Regions from separate parts of the Mus musculus genome. Here regions 2, 3 and 4 are each linked to region 1. The links are chromatin loops, found by intact Hi-C in ENCODE. Cell type or tissue: left cerebral cortex. All regions are shown on one strand. Region 1 holds the start of n-TSgct5 (a tRNA gene). Region 2 holds the start of n-TAagc12 (a tRNA gene). Region 3 holds the start of Gm40832 (a long non-coding RNA gene). Region 4 holds the start of n-TIaat15 (a tRNA gene).

Region 1 (5,000 bases):
CAGGCTGAGAGGCTGCAAACAGGCAGTTTGGAAGACTAGGCCTACGTTTCTGTTTCCCAGGACCAAGAACGTGGATTCAGGAACCTGTGGCCAGCCAGCCACAGCTTTGGTCAGCCAATACGAGTATACTACATCATCTGGCCTGGAGCAAGGATAGGTAGCCAGAATGAGTAAGGAACCATCCTGGGAAGTCTCCAGAGCCCTAACCAATCAGACCCTTATAGACAGAGCTGATCAGTCAAGGTAAAAGGGAACACACCCCTCCCTGGAATTCCCCTAACTGACAGTAAAAGCTGGGCCTTTGAGTCCACCGGGGGTCTCCATTCTTAAATGAGGAGACCCCTGCATGCAGGAATTTCTGCTGAATTTCTGCTTTTTGCTGTTGCAAACTATTTGAGTCTGGGGTATCACTCTTTGGCAAATCATGGACCCTTACAGCCTGTTACTCCTTAAGTTAGGTCATGAGTGAAAGTGATCTTTGTCCCTGTTTCTGTGTCTTACAGCTTGCTCGCTCTTATAAAACAAGTCACTACATTGTAAGCTGCCTGCATAGAACTCAAATGACCTTCAGTGGAGGTGGCCTCCAGACCACAGCTATCTAGAATACCTAACATCCTGTCAAAAACCAGGTCAGCGATTATGACCAAGCCAATCCTGCTGCACTCCAGCCAGAGCACAGCTAACACTTCTGCTGCTGTCACATGAGCTTTGGGAGGGAAGCTGAGGCAGGAAGGGTCCAGCTAGCTTACCCTCTTTTTAGCATTCTGGTCCTCAGAAATTGGAAGATAATAAATATTTTAAACTGTGAGGTTTTAGTTATATAAATTATGGAGATGGGTAAGCATTAATGTTAAGAGTGAAACATTGGTGATAAGAAAATGTAAAGAGGTGGGTGTGGTGCACACGCCTTTAATGTCAGCACTGGGGAGGCAGAGGCAGGCAAATCTCTGACTTGAGGTCAGTCTGGTCTACAGAGTTCCAGGGCAGCAGAGTGAAACCCTGTCTCAAAAAACAAAAAAGAAACAAACCGGGAAAAAAAAAAAAAAAACTGCAAAGAAATGATGAAAGTTTAAGTTGGGTTAGTGGCTGGCTTGGAGGAGGCTCTAGATGCCTTTGTGAAGGTTATGCAGGTGCTTGCCTTGAGATTGCTTCATCTTTGTGAACTGTTTGGCCTGTGTGGTGTTTTAAAACCAAAACTTAAAAAGAAAAGTCTGCCATGTGTGGTTGCACTCACCTTTAAGCTGGAGGCAGAGTCAAGCCCAAGGCCAAGTTGGTCTACCACAGTGCGTTCCAGGGTTGCAGGGGCTATGTAGAGAGTTCCAGTCCCAAACAACAAAGAAACAATCAACAACAACAACATCTCTAAAAATTAAATATAAGCCTATTGTGTAAAACAGGAATTTCATAAATGCAAAGAAGTAGACGCTGTTCTGAGATAATTACATGGCTATTTTATATTAGCATACATTTCAGTGTATTTTTTAAGTTTATGATTATTTAATAATTTTTCAGTTTTCTCAAACTATGTATATTTTGAAATTTTCAAACATGCATACAATGTATTTTGATCTCACTACCCCATCTAAATCTTCTCAGAAACGCCCTCCCCATACATGTGCCTTTCATCTTCATGATTTAAAAAATCATTTTTTTAAATTTCTTTAATCTTTGATCTAATTTGTTCCCTATATACACGTGGTTGTGGGTCATACGCTAGTGGCCCCTCCCATTCAACAAAATGTGACTCTCCCCAGCACTCAATCATCAGCTGGGGCTGCAGCCTCTGTAGCCTCTTTCCCCCTCTGCGCTGGTATTTTTAAGCGCTTTGATCTTGCGCGGGTAACCACAGCTGCAGAGCATCCACGCTGTGGCCATTAGGCAGTGTTTCACAGCAGCCCCTCCCCCCACCTTAGCATCTCTTCTTACATTCTTTTTCATTGTTCTAACAAGATGTTTCCTCAGCTTGGAGGAAGGGGAGCTAGTAATCCTAAAGACTGGTAAATTGATAGTAAATGAAAGCATGATTAGAAAATGGAATTTGCAAGATGCTAGCCACTCTTAGTAGATCCTCCAAAATACATGTGAAAATACAGCCTATGTTTCATTATGTACAAAGTATCTAAGCAGTAATGATTCCAGTCTGGTATGATGGTTCTCGTGTGTGTACGCGCTCTGATCTTTCATTTTTCAGTGCTCGTAGTCATGTTGATTTCTAAAAGAGGGACTTAATGAAAATGCCAAAAATGAAACTAAAGTAATAGAGTGAGGGAAAGAACGGACTTCAGCTTCATCTGGGTCTCCTTTCCTTGCCCTTCTTTCTCTTCTCTCTGTTCTCACCTCGATTTTTTAGTTTTTCTTACGGTGGTCAGGAACGAATTCACCAGGAGAAAGTGCATTAAAACAATCATCCAGACACTTCGCTCACAGGTGACACCAAGCGAAACACAATGGTTAAAAGCCAAACAGAGCATAGTAAGACTTAATATGCTGAAACCACGCTGATAGAAGCAAATGAGAATTGGGTTCATAGTTAAATGTAAAATCTCTGACTAGACTTGAATTTACAATTACGTATAGATCTTCATTCTTAAATAAAAGACCCAGACCGACGAGGATGGGATTCGAACCCACGCGTGCAGAGCACAATGGATTAGCAGTCCATCGCCTTAACCACTCGGCCACCTCGTCAGAGCATGCAGAAGGAGCCACGTGGCTCGGTCAGAGTTTAGAGGCGCCGGGCCACAAGGTAGTGCTCACTGGGAGCAGTCGTGGACATATGGCTTGTGCGTAGAGGAATGACCTAGAAAGGAAGAAAATGTGAGGGGCGAAAAACCCCAACAACAAAAAACAACAACAAAAGGAACTGGGATGTGCGTGCTTTCGCTGCATTCAGAAAAGTCGTGATCTGGACGGGAACATCCGGAAGGAGCATCCTGGGCGGTCCCTCCGAGTAGAGGTCGGAGGATGTGGCGGTGCAGAAGACGGTGGTGGGCGTGGCTAGGCGGGCGAGACAGAGGTGGGCCATGCCTCGCTGCCCGCAGCGCCCCCTGGAGCCCGTGACCTGTGCGGATTTCCACCCCGGTGACTCGCCGCAGATCTCCGGGGAGCTAGTTCCTGGAAAAGTGGTCGCTGGATTAGAGTAGACAGTACTCAGAATCCGCTGTTTTCTTCTTATTAGGACTTGATCCCTGGCGTCTTTTCCCAGGCCGTCGGCACGGAGAGACCTTGATTTCTGGCTTGTCTATCCCGCATTTGATTTTCAAAGGAACGTGGTGCTTGAGAAAGCACGGGCACACATAAGCACACACAGGCACACATGCACGCGCGCGTGAAGAGAGGAACAGGCAGAGGAGGGAGACAAGGAGGATTCTGGAAGGAAAGAGGTGGATATTACAAGTTAAGACGTTTTTGTTTGTGATAGGAAATGGATAATGAATAGAATAGAGATAATGGATAGAAATTACTGACTAATCCAAACCATAAATGTTCCTTTGAAAATGAGTTAAAAGCAAAACGTTGTTTTGCATTGCTTTTTGTGTTGTAGAGACAGGGGTGTAGCCTGTACTGAACTCAAACTGGTGACAGCCCTCGTGCTTCAGGCTTCCCAGTGCTGGAGCCACAGACCTTCCTGCGTGTTTCCTCCCTCCCTCCCTCCCTCCCTCCCTCCCTCCCTCCCTTCCTTTTTAATATTTATTTATATTTACTTATTCATTTATTTGTTTATTTTTGTGAGTGTAAATGCGGGGGTATAAAAAAATGAAAAAAGGGGCGTGGGATCTTCTGGAGCTAGAGTTGTGTCACATGACACGGGTGCTGGGAACTGCACTCGGGTCCTATGGAAAAGCAAGAAGGCTCTTAACCACACAGAATCTTTTCTCTAACATCGGAAAGCAAGGTTTTTAAGGGAGAGATTTCAGAGGAAAGTACCAAAGGTGACCAGGGAGTTACATTCATGGGTCAGATGAGGAAGTTAGTAGCTGATCACCCCATGCTTAAACTGAAAATGGAAGGGACAGGTCAGAGGGATGTCTCACAGGGTCCTGGCAAATCAGTCACTGCTGAACATCAGGGGTGGGGTGAGGGGAGTGGGGTGAACAGGTGCTAACTGTGTTCAGTTAGGATTCTCTTCCTTAAGGGTGCACTAATATCTTTGTGCTTGTTTTTGTGAATTCAAGAGTCACAAAGAATAGTTATTTTCTTTTTCCATGAAGAGCCTTTACGTTGCGGCTTTGTGGCATGACCCCTTGGTTCCAACAGTCCTGCCTCAGCTCTGCAGCTTCCCATGGTCTTGGTCTCGGGGCTCAGTCTTACTGTTTTGTTTTGTACCAAGAAGAACCTATCCTTTACTCTCTTCCAACAAGTAATTTTCTTCGTGGAGCAGTCGTGACCTTTCTTCCTTTATCTTAGCAGAATCCTTTTCTTATACTTTACTTCTCACTTTAAATGTACATTTAAAAGTTCTGAGCAGAGCTAATTGCACGTTCTAAAGTTTCAGTTGCTTCAAAATATATGTAAGTGGTCTTCTTTTCCTTTAGTAGTGGCAAAGATTTTCACTACTTGGAGTTAAAATAATTTATTAATTTATAGACAGGGTCTTTTCTGGCCTGCAACTTGTGAGCTGGGATTACAGGCATTTGCTCCCATTTCTGTGTTGTTGTTTTTTTTTCCAAGACAGGGTTTCTCTGTGTAGCCCTGGCTGTCTTGGAACTCACTCTGCCCAAGTGCTGGGATTAAAGGTGTGCGCCACCACTGCCCGGCTTCTGTGTTTGTTTTTGTATGTGAGGCTGCACTTATGTTTGCATGCAAGACGAGACTAGAGGACAACTTTAGTGTCGTTTCTTAGAAACCGTCCACCTTTCTCCTAGAGACAGGGTTTCACTGGGACTTGGAGCTTTCCAAGCAGGCTAGGTCGCAGTGATTAGATCCACCTGTCTCTTCCTCCCCCGCACTGGGATTACAGGCACATGTATGCTCGACAAAAACAAAACAAAGCAGCAGCA
Region 2 (5,000 bases), 1.4 Mb after region 1:
GTGTGTGTGTGTGTGTGTGTGTGTGTGTGTGTCCCCAATTCTTATCACCCATCACCCACTGTCAGCCTGCTACACAAACAACTAATCAACCCTGGTGGGAAAAGGAGGTCTCCTTGCCCTCTCTGAGGTTGGACCTCAAGACAAGGTCAGGAGTTTGACCCACCAGCAGCTGCACAGAAATAGCCCTTCCTACCAGCAACTTCAAATTAGAAATGTTGAGTCTTAGTATCCAAGCACCCTGTATCCACCGGCAGCTTTAAAGAACAAAGCATCTCTTGGATTTTGCACCCTAGCAGCTACTGCTGCATCTGAAGGTAAGGTAAAAACATCTGCATTTCACATCCAGAACGATGGTGTCCACACCCCTCTGGGATTCATCTAAGTAAGACCCTCCGAGCTGAGGGACCAGGTTCACGTACAACTGCCCCGTGCCCCTCCCTTACCTCATGTTTCACTTCTCTGGCACACTCACTCTTCCCTCGGGAGGCTTACCTCTCTGCTCTCCAAGGAAGAAAAGTAGCAAGGAAAGGTTCTTCATTCACTTACTGAATGAGTGAATGAACTAGAAAATGGTCCTGAAGCTCAGTCTCTGGCCACAGCATTCTGCTGGATACTCTGTATCCTCTGCTTGCGTCTGAGTCTACATGACTAGAGACATTCCCCTTGTAATCATTCCACAAACTAAGGTTCTCAGGAACGATTTGTTGAGTTTATTCCATGTAGTTCAGTTGAGTTTTGGCAGTAAAAGGACTTGTACACATCTGCCCTTTCCACATGCAACAGAGGCTCAGGTAGATTGAGTGTTTTTCTCAGGGTCTCAGAGCTGGAAAGTGTCAAGGCCTGAACTGGGAAGCAGAGGTTGAGTATCAAATACTGAGCTCTTCCTCTGCCCCAACTCCCCTGTCTCTGCCTGGTCTGCACAGTAACTCACTCGTTAACACTCCAGATACCCAATCTCCCAACCTCCACAGCCTTGATTTAGACTGGGCTCCTGCTAATGGTTTCCTGCCCCAAGAGCTGGGCTCTATCATTGTGGGTCACTGCCAGGACAGTTCCAGACCAGAAAGGCATGTGAACCCAGGCTGCAGTAGAGCCAGGCAAGTACACCCGCGGCTTCATTTTCCAGCAGGGAACTACTGTCCACCATCTCATTTCAGATTCCACAACAGAAGAATGCTAATCCGGGTACTGGATATTCCAAGGGGAATGCCCCGCGTTAGAATGTCCACTCAAGACATCCTCGACTCGAGAGGGTCCACTCATGATGTTTCAAAAGACGAGGTGGAAGCGTCCTTGGTGGGTTCAATGGTTGTTTTCCAACCTGTCTAGGAATGTCACGAGGGAGCATTTTCAGTTAGAGCCTCTGGCAGGAGTCAGGACAGAGTGTAGGGCATACCACACTGCCTTAGGAAGGTAAAAACAAAAAGGAAAGGAAGGAGGGTAGAACACAGGCACTCGAAACCACCTGGAAGAGAATGCTGTAGACATTGGAGAGCTTTTGAGAGAACCCGGGCAGGTGCCTTAAACAGTCACAGCAAAGTGATTCTCGGTTTTTACACAGAGCTTAGAAATGGGAAACTGAGTCTAGTAAGAAGGGGGCCACGATCCACTCAGGCCCAGGAGAGGTTTGTGAACATGATGTTGGTGGTGGCAGTGCAGGGCTTTGGGAAGCACCCTTCCTGTGGGGCTCAGAACAACCTCCTACCCAAGTAGTAGAGTTGGCAAATGATGGACAAGGAAGGTTCCACAGAAGTTACAGCAGGCACAATGTGGAGGTTTAAGGGTGAAGGTCTACACCTGCACAGAAAAAGCTCTTACTCAACTTTGTAAATGCTTACAAACATTTGTTAGACGATCAGAACACTGAAAGCTGAATGGAAACCCAAAGCTTATACTTTTAGCATGACAGCAAAGAGTAACAACTTAGTCTAAAACAGACGTTTCTTCCATAGGAGCCAAAAGAAAACTTAGTAAGAATGACCAGAAGTTCAAAAGCTGTGGAGGATGTGGGCATCGATCCCACTACCTCTCGCATGCTAAGCGAGCGCTCTACCATTTGAGCTAATCCCCCCTCCATAGTAGATGGCTTCTTGTACTTTCTTTTATGGCTAGTAATTTCTGTCATTCAAACAATTTATTTGATATAGTTAGGATCCAAGAGCACACGATGGTAAAAGCTACAACCACAGCCGAAATTCATGTCTCCTAGTTGTAGGGAATGAGCTCAAGGTCTGAAACCACGAGAAAGTAAGAAAAACCAAAAAAAAAAAAAAAAATGTTCCCGCCCGGTTTCGAACCGGGGACCTCTCGCGTGTTAGGCGAGCGTGATGACCACTACACTACGGAAACACCCCAAGATTATATACTTTTCTATTTTCTACACATGCATTCAAAACGTGATTAGCAAATGGTTTTTTGTTTGTTTGTTTTGTTTTTGTTTTTTTTTTGCATATGTACGCATCGCAGAGTAGCTAAATCAAAGTAACTAAGGTAGCTCTCCATCCCTAACCCTTAGTAACCCCACTCTACCCCTCTAGTGCCAAGTGAACACTCAGATTGCACAGGACTTGTAAGTGAAGTCCTGTGGAATTTGTCCCTCTGTGGCTGGTCTACCTCACTTAACACCATGTCCTCAGCTTCTTCGTTCCAGTCATTGGAACAAAGTGACAGAACCTTTCTAGAAAGGGCAGAGTAGCTAACGTTCCATGTGTGTCTGCTGTGTTTTCATCTGTCCATTGATGAACAGCAGCTTGATTTTGGAACAATCCTGCTATAAATACAAACGTGTGACTGTTTCAGAAGACACAGCTCCGTTTTCATGAATGTTCGGAACACTTTGATTCCACTACTGTGGCCTCATGCCCAGTGGAGGGCAGCCTCTGTGGCTCTATTTTCAATTTCTAAAGAAATTGTCATGCTAGAGAACTAGCTGCTCTTTCAGAGGACCTGACTTTGAATTCTAGCACCACGGGAGAGCTCATAAGCGTGTTCAGCTCCACTACTAGGGCATCTACTGCCCTCTTCTGGCGTCTTCCGGACACTGCATGTAAATACCCATTCACGTAAGAATTATTAGCGTTTTCCTGTGGATCCGCTCGGCTTTTCCTGTCTTTGTGTCAACCAATGACACACAGAAACCCTTTATACCAGGGAGTCCCAGTGACCACACTGGGCTGAGACTCAGGAGCCCCTCCTCCCTTACCCCACCTACATCCCTGGGGCCTCCTGGTGGAGATCTAGGGTCCCTTAGCTCTTTGCCACAGCCCCTCTGAGCCTTTCCTCACAGCGCGTCTCTACTCCTGTGTCAACTATCGATCAGAAAAGCTTTCTACCGTGAACCTTCAGCAAGCACACTGAGTTGGGACATGTTAGGCAATTTTCACTCCTTCCTGCCCTCCATTCTGATCTCTCATCATTCAGACCTACTCTCTTAGTCCTGTAGCAGCCTGCCTGCGGGAGCCCCTCCTCCCACCCCACCTCTACCCTGTGGGAACCGGTGCAAACCCGGGCCCACTAGCTCTTTCCCACTGCCCCTCTGATTCTTTTCTCTTTCCTTTGTGTCACCCAGCAAGCTACAGGACCCCTCTCTACCAGGAACCCCACGGCCACCTCACTTGCCAAGGGCCCAGAGTGGGCGACGGCAACCAAAGAACAGGACACGCACCCAATAAAGACAGGAACAGATAACTTCACCAAGAAACACCTCAAGTATCATAACTTCTCTGCCACATGGACAGGCAAGACAATATGCCTTCCCGAGAAGCCAGTAACCCTATTGAAACAGGCCTTGAGAAATGCAATATATACAAAAAGCATAAGACAAGGGCTTTAAAATAGTAATCATGAATGTGTTTAAGGACCTTAACCTTTAAAAAGATAAGAAAAATGCTTAACTGAAGTGTAAAAACACAAACAGTTGGATGAATGTGGTAGTTTGAATGGAAGTGCCCTCTATAATCTCATAAGGAGCGGCACTGTTTGAAAGGATTAGGACGTGTGTCCCTGTTGGAGTAGGTGTGGCCTTATTGGAGTAGGTGTGTCCTTATTGGAGTAGGTGTGGCCTTATTGGAGAAACTGTGTCACTGAAGGGGCTTTGTGGTTTCAGAAGCTTAAGCCAGGTCCAGTGGCTCACTCTCTCTTTTTGCTGTGAACTGTAACCCAGCCACAACTAAATTATTTCCTTTTTAAGAGTTGCCATAACTACAGTATCTCTTCACAGAATAGAAACCCTAAGACAATAAAATGAGGAAAACATTTCAAGACAGGAAAATAGAAATAGAATCACTAAGAAAAACCTAAACTGGACTCAACCTGGAAATAAAAAACTTAGGATGTCAAACAGCAACCTCTGAGGTAAGCCTCATCAACAGATTACAAGATAATCAAGAGAGAATTTGAAGACAAGGTAGAATAAATGAATAGTTCAGTCAAAGAAAATGTTAAATAGTTTTTTAATCCAATTACAAAGCATCCAGAAAATCTGACTAAAGGCACAGAAAATAATTTTTAAAAAATCATATAAGAAAAATTTCCAAAACTAAAGAAGGAGGTACTTGTCCAAGTAGAAGAAACTTATAGACCACCAAATAGACAGGACCAGAAAAGAAACTTCCCAGAACACATAATATTCAAAACTTTAAATAAATAGAATGGAGAAACAATATTAAAAATTGCAAGGGAGAAAGATCAATGTTAAAAAGATGTGCAAATTAGTATAACACCTGACATGTCAATGGCCACTCTGAAAGTCAGCAGGGCCTGGACAGATATCTACAAACTCAGAGAGACAATATCCATGAAAACTGTCAATTGCAACCAACAAGGAAAGAAAAACATCTCATAACAAAACCAAATTTAAATAATTTTTATCTACCAATCCAGCTCTGCAGAAAACATTAGAAGGAAAACTTCACCCTGATGAGATTAGCCACATCCAAAAAGACTCAGGGAAAAAAAAAATCTCAGATCACCCCCCACACACACAACAGATAGCAGAAATC
Region 3 (5,000 bases), 1.2 Mb after region 1:
ACTGGGATCTACCTCTAGCAGTACTGCTGCACTCAAATCTTCTAAACCGTCAAGCTGTGAATACTATATGTTACCTTCTTCTCATCTGTGAGATAAATCATTTAACGTAATAAGCAAGAAAGATGTTGATGAACTAGCATTAACATAATCATTTTAATGTTTTACATTTTATTAGCATATGGTATCCATACAAGAAAGTGGGTATGTATACACATATACATAGCTTGAAAACCAAGAAGTGCAAGACCACACCTAGAAAACAAAGACTGAGTAATGTATGAGTCCCTCATTGATCCATTCCACCTGCCTTTCCAACCACTTTTCCTATCTCCATTCTCCTTCCTCAGTCCAGCCCACACCGTGGGTCTATCACATGGACTGCCTTCCTCAGGGGTAGCTCCTCCTGTTTAACAGTAATTGTTGATGTTTTTACCCTGGTGTTATCAGTATGAAGACCCAACATTATCTTTGACACTTTAGTGTTTCAGTCTGGTAAATAAATGTTCACGAACTCTTTGAGTGAGTTGCTGTGAGGAGAGGTTTTATAAAAAATCTTAAGTAATACACTTTCTGCACTCCACTACCTGTGATGTTTGCTTTGACAACCAGTTTGGAGAGTGTCATCTACTTGTGACAGTGATAAGGAGCATCAGGAAGGTCTTGATCCAAACAGTCACAAAGGTAATAAAAGTCAGATTTACATCTTCATCTGGGACTCTGTAAGCCTACTCGTCCACATCAAGCCTCTTCTACAGGAACAATGGTAAGAACAGAGTGAAAGTCAGCTAGTCTGTGGTGGTTGTTCTGTGTGACTAGAGCCCAATAATGAAACATTGATAAAAACAAGTGTTGACTGGACTTTGTACAAACCTCTAATCTCAGTACTTGGGAGTCAGGCACATCTCTGTGAGTTCAAGGCCAACCTGGTCTACATAGATAGTTCCAGGACAGACAGGGCTACATGTTAAGACCCTGTCTCAAAAACAATAAGGAAAAGAAAGGAGAAAGAGAAGGAAGATGAGGAGAAGGAAGAGGAAAAAGAAGAAGAGGAAGAAGGAGGAGGGAGGAGGAGGGAGGAGGAGGGGGGAGGAGGAGGAGGAGGAGGAGGAGGAGGGAAATGTTATTGAACATGCTTCAAAATAAGACTGGGAAGCTATTTTGTAGACAAACTACCAATTTCCAAAGTTGGGTGTTTAAGGCTCCTGCCCTGTCCTGTGGAACAAATTGAGCCTGCTACTTCAACTGGCTTAAGAACTCTGTACTTTGTGTTTCTAGGATATTTCAGGTTCAGAAAGTACCTTGTGACTTCATTACTAGATGTAAGAGCTGTGGTGTGCAGTTACAGCCAAAGCTAGCTAACTCCTTGTAATGCAGTGTGTAGTCATGTGCAGTTAAGGTCATTTACCCATACTTACTGGATCTCAGTTAACAATATGGGTTATGGATTAGTTTATGTGATGGCTATCCCGGGAAATTAGTTACAGCCTAATGCAGGTTAAATATAAGGAAGAGTGCTCTCATTTTTAAAAATGATCTTTAACAAAAAAAAAATTTGTGTATGGGTGATTATCCTCATGTATGTCTGTGCACAGTGGGCTTTACATCCTGATGCTGACAGTTGTGAACTGATGTGTGAGCGTTAGGAGCCCAGGTCATCAGGAGGAGCATAAATCCCAATGTCATCAGGAGACGCTGCAGTAACCACTGTCACTTCTGTCTCCAGATTTGTGGGTGTGATAATAAAACTACTTTGTTTAAGCCATTGGTTGCTGAAAGATTCCTAGGCTACCTCTCTCATAACTCAGTATTGGAACCTTATGTCCCAATCCTCTGATCTAACTGATCAAAAGTTTGAGTCAGTGACAGGCTGTCAGAGTGCCGAAGGTTAGTGAGACACAACCACACACACACACACACAGTATTGTTCTGGACATTCTTTTGAGGACTGCTTCTTTATGGACTGGAGCCAGCCCTGCTTGGCTGTCAATATGTTTATTCTTAATTGACATTTGCCCAGCACCAACTCTAACCCCAAAGATAATCAGCCACTTAAAATGGAAAGAAAATTCTAAAGGTAAAAAGTCAAAATGCAAGTTGTGTGCCAAGCAGCAGGACAGTCAGAGCCTTCCTTGAGAAATGAAAACACAACTGTATCGTGTAGTCACCCACTGCGCTTCCATTTCAACACCCAGCTTGGAATAGCATAAGATCAGATGCCTGTGCACAACCCAGGCCATGAGTTAGTCTTTTCCCTGATGCTGACATTGCTTCAGGCCTTCCCTCCTGCAAGCAGACGTTGATGTAATGTCAATTACTGTAGACACCGAGGGTGCTGCTCCGAGGAATGAACCAGGAAGAAGAGACACAGCTGAGCAGGCAGAATGAGAAGCACCACAGTTGAAATGTTTGCTATCCATCCTCAAAAACAGAAGAGAGCTGGTGTGGCTGAGGTGTGAGAAAAGAAGATGCTTACATCATTTTGATGGGATATAAATAATTACAGTCATTAAAAGTACAAGCATGACAATTCCTTTAGAAATTTAGCAATAGGGAACATTACCAAAGTCATGGGCTCATACTTGCTCTGTTCATGGTAGTGAATCCTCATCTTATGGGCGACTCACACCTTCACATTCAGAGCAGGATAACTCTTAATAAGCAAGATACAAAATCAAGCTACCGTTCATCAGTGGACAAATGAAAACACAGCAGACACACATGGGATGTTAGCTTCTCCGCCCTTTCTAAAAAGGCTTTGTCACTTGCAATCACTGGCACGAAGAAGCTGAGGACACGGTGTTAAGTGAGGTAGACCAGCCACAGAGGGACAAATTCCACCGGACTTCGCTTACAGTGTGCAATCTTTGTATTCGATTGGCAATAGCAGAGAACAGTGGGATCACCAAGTCCTAGGGATGGAGGGGGACAGCCACGGTAGTTACATTGACTTAGCTACCCTGTGATACATACATATACAAAGAATGCCATCAAACCATTTACTAAGAAACCTTGGAATCTATGTGTAGAAAGTGGGAAGAAAACCCTCTTGAGGGTGTTTCCGTAGTGTAGTGGTCATCACGCTCGCCTAACACGCGAGAGGTCCCCGGTTCGAAACCGGGCGGAAACATTACTTTTTTTCGAACTCTCAGTTTCACTCTCTACACTTTTGAGAAGTTAGAAGATAGTAGTCTCCGTCCTATGTTTTTAGCATTAAAAGACATGGTAACTTGTATGGAGAAGAAAAACAAAACAGTGGAGGCACTTGGCATAAATGAAAGTCCAAGAAGACTGTACTGTAACTCGGGGGATTAGCTCAAATGGTAGAGCGCTCGCTTAGCATGCGAGAGGTAGTGGGATCGATGCCCACATCCTCCAGTTTTTATGTTAACTAGATTTAGGACTGAAAATTACACTTTGCTCTCACACTCTAAACAAAAGGTTCATCACACACTCACTTGCCAGTTTCTCACACCCACATCGTGCACGCTCTAGTTTGTGTGTTTGACAGTTGTTTTTGAGCGTTTCTATTCCTTCACTCCACAGACACTGGTGCAGAATCTCTTCTGTTTAACCAGGTTTAGACTTTTCTTAAACCACTTAGTACTTGTAAGTTCTCTGCCCGCCTCTCTGGAATCTTTTCCTTGTCCATCTCTTTGCTCACTCGCCCGCGTTATTGGAGGGTTTTTGTGCTCTCACGGATCTGCACGGCCAACAGCATCGCATGGCCCAACCTCCTCTTGGCCTGAATGAAATGTGGCTTCCGTCCCACTAGTCTCAATTTTCCATTTCTAAACTCTACCTCCTGCCCGGGTTCTCTCAAAAGCTCTCCAGCGACTACAACATTCTCCTCGAGGTGTCTCCAGGTAATCAGGCTCTCCCAACCTCCTCTGTGTGTTTTACACGCATGCGATTCCCCTGTGATGCAGCGCTGCGTCTCAATGCGGGAATCCCTACTCCCGCGCTTCTTCCCGTGAACTCTTCCCTCCTCCGCTCCGCCCGAGGTGCATTTCTTATTCTTTCCCTGTGACAGGTTCTCGCTTCTCCTCTATCGTTTTAAATCTCTATTTTCGTTGCACTTCTCAAAGTTTTCTTAGTTAATGTGGATCTGTAACTTCGAGACTACACTTTAGCAAAGTTATAGTGTTTGACTTGGATTGTAAAATGAGAGAAAACGGTTCCGTTGTCGTTTCCGTAGTGTAGCGGTTATCACGCTCGCCTCACACTCGAGCCTCAGAAGACAGTACATGTATATGTAGGTAGCCCTGCCTCTAACTGGGAAAGGTCCCACCTGATATTCCTATTCTAAGATACAACCATTGAACCCATCAATGACACCTCTGCCAGAGCGGCTAGAGCTGGACCCTTTTGAATTGATTTGTAGTATGTGGACTATTTAATCCTGGGCGGTCCCCGTAGACGGTCTGGATTCCGGACTAGTTTTCTTCTGCTCCAGAATCTCCAGAGAGTTGAGACGGGACAGTTCCTTTCGGGAAGAAAGAAGCAGCAGGCGGCCTTGCTAGCAGAAGACTAGTCCTAGTTAGTAAAGCCTCGGACAGCAGACTAGGGACTCAGGCTACAGCGGGGTGAGGGTGAGGAGAATAACTGCTGGCCTGCAAAGGAGAAGCTCCAGCTTCTAATTCAGAGACAGACTCGGCAGATTTGCCGCGACACCTCTGTCCCTCAGGTAAAGACTCTTCCAACCTATACAAGTAAGACAGCAGCAGTGTCGGGACACGCGGCTCATTTGCGGGCTTCTCTGCCTGCTGAAGTGCTGAAACACACGCAGCTCAGTCTCAACAATTTGCTCACTTGCCTCCAGAAGCTGTAACGGCAAGAACATACTCAGTTGTTCTTTCTCTGCGGGAGAATTTCCTCCTACAGCCTGGGCCTAAATACCAGCCTGGTCTGGAATGCCCTGGCAGAGTTCCAGGGGATAGAACCCAGCTCTGGGACAGGAAACCATTACCAGGAGCCCAGTCTAAATCAAGGCTGTGGAGGTT
Region 4 (5,000 bases), 1.2 Mb after region 1:
TTTACCTCTTGGCTTACCTCTGCTTTTTCTTACTTTAAGGAATGGGTGGGAGTGATTTTGTTTGGTGCTGCCATATGCTGTGGACTGGTGTTCATGCTCTGATTGGTATGCAAATTCAGAACCCAACAAAAACGTGACAAGGTGATTATAACTCAGGCACTTTTAGCTATTGAAAACGGCTCCTCCCTTGAAATTTGGTTATCTATGCTCAAGAATTAGTCAGCATGAGATGGGATGAAAGAGACTCAACGATCATTGATCAGCCCTTGCTCATCAATAGAGTGATCATGATTTCCCCACTAATTCATTTTTTGGCTGGCCTCTTTTACAGAGTTCGCCCTAGGTCATTTAGCAGTTATTGTCACACAGCACTGCGGTATCCAGAGACGGGCAACTTTCCTCATGCACAGTCCAACCTAAGACATGGGGCCCGGTGGCAATAGGGTTACCCTATGACGGGTAAGGCTGTGACATTAGAGGAACAATCTAAAACAGGAGCCACGGCGGATGGGCATAATTGCACAGGCCTAGTCCAGCCTCATTTTATTAAAACAAACAGGGGGAGATGTGGGAAGCCACATGTGCCGTTGCTGAGTGGCACTGACTACTGCTGGCCACCACGCATAAGATTGGACAAACACCAATATGTACATATGCAGTAAAGTTTTTTGCCAAGACACTGCCTGGCCCAGGCATGATAATGAGGTTCTGTAAGGTACTGAGAGTATAACCAATCAGATGTGAGACATGCAAATGAGGTATGATAATGAGGTTCTGTAAGGTACTGAGAGAGAGTAGCCAATCAGATGAGGAACATGCAAATGAGGCTTAGTGCATAACCAATCTGGGTGTGAGACACGCCCCTCCTAGGCCTATAAAAGCAGCACCAGTTCTGGGCTCGGGGTCTTTTCGCCTCTACGATCAAGCTCTCCCAATAAACGTGTGCAGAAGGATCCTGTTGCAGCGTCGTTCTTCCTGGCCAGGCGAGCGCGCGCAAGATACATTGTTTTTCTATGCTGGTTGTTCCAAATCAGATTAAGACAGATAATGGAACTGGCTATTGCAGACAAGCATTTGAGATGTTTTGTTGACAATTTAATGTTACCCATATTACTGTGATTGCTTATAATCCTCAAGGACAAGGTTTTGTGGAACAGACCCATGGAACTTTAAAACAATATCTTCCTAGAAAAAAAAGAGGGGCGATTATATTCCCATACACCACAAAATTATTTAAATCATACTCCTTTTTCTAAAAAATTTGGCCGGTTGTGGTGGCACATGCCAGTAGGATTTGCTGAAGGAGGCAGAGCAGGAGGATCACAAGTTCGAGGCCAGCCTGGGCTACACATTTGCCGGGCGGTGGTGGCGCACACCTTTGATCCCAGCACTTGGGAGGCAGAGGCAGGCGGATTTCTGAGTTCGAGGCCAGCCTGGTCTACAACGTGAGTTCCTGAACAGCCAGGGCTATACAGAGAAACCCTGTCTCAAAAAAAAAAAAATGGATGCCAAGGAACTCGTTTGAGTGTCTATGGCATCCTATAACTAGGCATATTTATGCCTAGGTGAAATGGAAGGACCTATTTACTGGCATATGGCATGACCTGATCAAGTATTAATACGGGGAAGAGTGAGACCCTGATCTGAAGTGGGGGTGGATACAGGAAAAATGCACACCTATCTATGGGAAGGAGAAAGAGGAGAGCAGGAAAGGACAACGGTAAAAAGGAAATCCATATGCATCCAGCCACAAAAATGAACTTTATGTGATTTATAAAATGATGCTGGTTTTAAATTTTACTCATATGCATGGAAGGACATATAGCTATTTTATTTTTTCCTTTAAAGAAACACAGGACACAAAGTCTCACAAGTAGGAACGGACTGGCTTCAGAGTTGCAGTCCTCTTGCCTCTGCCTCCCAAGTGCTGGAATACAGAGGTAAACAGTCCTGCTCATCCATAAAGTGTAATTTTAATAAACAGATGAGCAAAGCCAGAGTAAAGGGGCAAAAGTGCAGAGAAGCATTTCTAATATAATGTCAACAGCTCCTCGCAAACCACTGCTCCCCTATGCAGCAGTGCACTGGACCCACTATCACTGGCACTGCTCCTTTTACCCAGGCCGGGGAGGGAGAGGACACATGGCCCCAAATGACCTTTGGACCACAGTGTGTGTGTGCATTTATTCTCTGCAGTCTCCAATAGTATCTGAGTATTTTACCTGTCTCCTCAGCGTGGACCAGGCTGTCACCATCAGTCCCAGGACAACCCTGTGGAGAAAGCTCAAGCCACAGACATTATGGCAAGTTCTTTTATATCTTTAATTTTCTGTCAAGTTCCAACTAGCTTTGCTACAACAGCATGAACAGATCTGGAATTAAAGTGGATATTGTTATATGCTGTCCTCCAAATATAATTAAATGGTTCTCTCTCTCTCTCTCTCTCTCTCTCTCTCTCTCTCTCTCTCTCTCTCTCTCTCTCTCTCTCTCTCTCCTCTCTCTCTCTTCACCCCCACAGTTTCATAGGTGGAGCAATGGTCTGTGGCTGTGTATATAAATGTCACAAGTGCTCCCTCTAACGTCCCAGATTCGTTGTTGTAAGCAGTTCCTGTCCAGAAATCAGAGCAACCAGACTGTTCTCCTTTAGTATAACCTGTTCCTTTTTCATTGGTAGATTTTTGGGGAGGGGCTAGACTTTTTTTTTTTTTTTTACTGGGTAGATTTTATTCTCTCCTTGTACAAAGGCTCCATGGTGGCACATGACTCCATGATGCCAATCATAGAAGCAGTTCTGAGGATGGTAAACTGCTCACCTCCTGTTTATCCCGATCTGCAGAGATGACCTGTTATTAACTGTCGGAGTGCACATTAATGGAAGGCGTTGCATTCTACCCTCATTCTGCCTGAACTAAAGGTATATATGCAACAGGGATTGTTTTACTCCAGTAATTAAAATAAAATAAAATAAAATAAACCGGATTTTGCTATGTACCTGGAGCTGATCTAGAAGCTAGGAGAATTCTCAAATGCTAGAGAGGGACAACTACAGCATGCTTTGTCCTAGAGTTCTTTTGTTGTTGTTGCCCCCCCCCACACACACACACACACACACACAGGGTTTCTCTGTGTAGCCCTGGAACTCACTTTGTAGACCAGGCTGGCCTCGAACTCAGATATCCGCATGGCTCTGCCTCCGAGTGCTGGAATTAAAGGCGTGTGCCACCACGCCCGGCTGTCCTAGAGTTCTAATGTATCACAACATTTAAAAGCATATGAATAGATTTACAAAAGAGGAAAAGCAGCCCGTTACAGACAATCTAAAACTAGTTCGAGATTCCCAGGAAGCTGAACACAGATTCTCTCTCCATCTTTCCATTCCACCACCGCTGTCATGTGACTTTTCGTTTGCGCTGGGGGAAAAAAACAATAAACAATAAACAAAAATCAAAACAAAACAAAGCAAAAGAGAAGCTGAACCTGCTATCGTAATCCTACTGTATTTTCCCCCAAACCAAAGCATGGGAGCAAGACAGGGAAGGCGGTGGTCCGTTGAAATCATTAGTCTTTCTGGATTCTAAAAATAGCCGAAGCTGCCACCATAATCCTACTATATTTTTCCCTAAGCCAGCGCATGATAGGAAGACAGGGAAGGCAGCTGTCTAACGCAATCAGTAGTCATGTGATTCTAAGAATAATTAAATGCTGATTCTAAAATTAATTCGTAACTGCTGATTGGGCTCCTGACGGCTCTATGAAAACAATGCTCCAGGTGAGGCTCGAACTCACAACCTCGGCATCGCTCTCGCGCACACACTGTTGTATAAGTACCGCGCGCTAACCGATTGCGCCACTGGAGCATCCGTAGGACACTCCTGGTCACTCGTTACACGGCCTACGTAGAACATCCACCGTTCGCTATACTGTGGTGTGGGTGCATACCCAGCTATGCATCCAGTTGCAAGTCCTTTGATACCCGCACCAAGCGGCTATTACAGCCCTGGCGACCCGGTATGAGGCAGCAATCTGCGCGGTCCCAAAGCCTTTCCCCTCCCCTCCACCTTGGCGTGAAAGGATGCTCCCTGGGAAGATGCGCAGCCCTGGCAAACCGGATTGCTCAAAGATGCGGTTTTTTCCTTCTGCCCTGATCTGGTCTAACACATGCTAGAGAAACCGAGGAACTTGGTTCCAGAGCCATTAACTGATAATAATCACAGCAGCAGTGAGTTCATGCCTGCTGTAGTTCTCCTATTGGGAAAACTGTTGTCACGCTGATTCTATGCGGTCTCTGGCCTTTCTGCTCCCTCTTCTTTCATGCTCCCTGAGCCTATAGGAGAAGTGTGTGTGATATAGCTGTGTTAAGACTTTTTAAATGGGATTGTTTTCTCCATCTGATAGATCACATTACTATAAAAACTCAAAGCGTTTCGTGTTCATTTTGTATCCTGAATGTTTATTAAAGTTGTTTGTTCTTACATCTTTGTGGTAGGTAGAGCCATCACAGATTTCTACCTGTTATCAGGAAACAGGCTTGTTTTTCTTTCTCTCTAAACCCAATTTGGATTCCTTTCATTTTTATTGCTAACTATTCTTGCTAGTGATAAACTGGGGGGGGGGGGGGGGGGAGGCTGTCAAGAATGGACATTCATCTTGTTTCAAGTCTTACAAGAAAATCCTTTAACATTTTTCCATTAGTTACGATGTTAGCTGTGCCTTTTCATGAATGGACTTTAATGTATTGAAATAATTTTCTTCTATTCTTTGTTATGACTTTATTTTAGTCATGAATGGATACTGAACCTTGTTAAATGACCTTTTTCAGCATCTATGGTCAAAGAATTTTGCTTTCATTCTGTTATTTTATCACATTGATTTGAGTATATTAAGCAAACTGTGCATCTTAGAGATAAGGGACACCTGATCAGTGTATATCTTTTTAACTTAGTCTGCTGTTACCTATTGATGATCTCATATCTACAGACTCATAAGGAATACATACAGAC

Evidence for each region. A loop is a pair of places that touch in the nucleus more often than their neighbours do. Peaks named below come from ENCODE experiments on the same cell type or tissue, not always from the same donor. Only the 100,000 strongest peaks of a DNase experiment are listed, where the experiment ranks them.
Region 2: it touches region 1 in a loop (2.9-fold over the local background); 21 of 42 quality-filtered maps call a loop at or near these places.
Region 3: a loop joins it to region 1, with 3 times the contacts of the local background. A loop is called at or near these places in 5 of 42 quality-filtered maps.
Region 4: a loop joins it to region 1, with 4 times the contacts of the local background. A loop is called at or near these places in 4 of 42 quality-filtered maps.

Annotation. Positions count from the first base shown.
Region 1 is chr13:22,048,080-22,053,079 of GRCm38, forward strand. It overlaps n-TSgct5 (a tRNA gene), which reads right to left and starts at 2,688; the gene lies at 2,607-2,688. In left cerebral cortex, a CTCF peak has its summit at 3,046 (motif pointing left); DNase peaks (open chromatin) are centred at 1,897, 2,716 and 2,982; H3K4me3 peaks cover 2,052 bases; H3K27ac peaks cover 1,467 bases.
Region 2 is chr13:23,398,797-23,403,796 of GRCm38, forward strand. n-TAagc12 (a tRNA gene) reads right to left here and starts at 2,071; the gene lies at 1,999-2,071. n-TVaac2 (a tRNA gene) reads right to left here and starts at 2,349; the gene lies at 2,277-2,349. In left cerebral cortex, a CTCF peak has its summit at 3,027 (motif pointing left); DNase peaks (open chromatin) are centred at 2,116 and 3,030; H3K4me3 peaks cover 1,423 bases.
Region 3 is chr13:23,282,347-23,287,346 of GRCm38, forward strand. The region is part of intron 1 of 4930557F10Rik (RIKEN cDNA 4930557F10 gene); the gene reads right to left. It overlaps Gm40832 (a long non-coding RNA gene), which reads right to left and starts at 4,400. Exons shown (of 2, transcript XR_873169.1): 1 at 3,456-4,400; 2 at 1,977-2,445. It overlaps n-TVaac4 (a tRNA gene), which reads left to right and starts at 3,055; the gene lies at 3,055-3,127. It overlaps n-TAagc10 (a tRNA gene), which reads left to right and starts at 3,303; the gene lies at 3,303-3,375. In left cerebral cortex, no CTCF peak of the experiment used is centred here; DNase peaks (open chromatin) are centred at 3,101, 3,277, 3,747, 3,918 and 1 more place; H3K4me3 peaks cover 2,010 bases.
Region 4 is chr13:23,266,660-23,271,659 of GRCm38, forward strand. n-TIaat15 (a tRNA gene) reads right to left here and starts at 3,857; the gene lies at 3,762-3,857. It also overlaps the pseudogene Vmn1r-ps135. In left cerebral cortex, a CTCF peak has its summit at 2,583; DNase peaks (open chromatin) are centred at 2,587, 3,228 and 3,906; H3K4me3 peaks cover 1,172 bases; H3K27ac peaks cover 706 bases.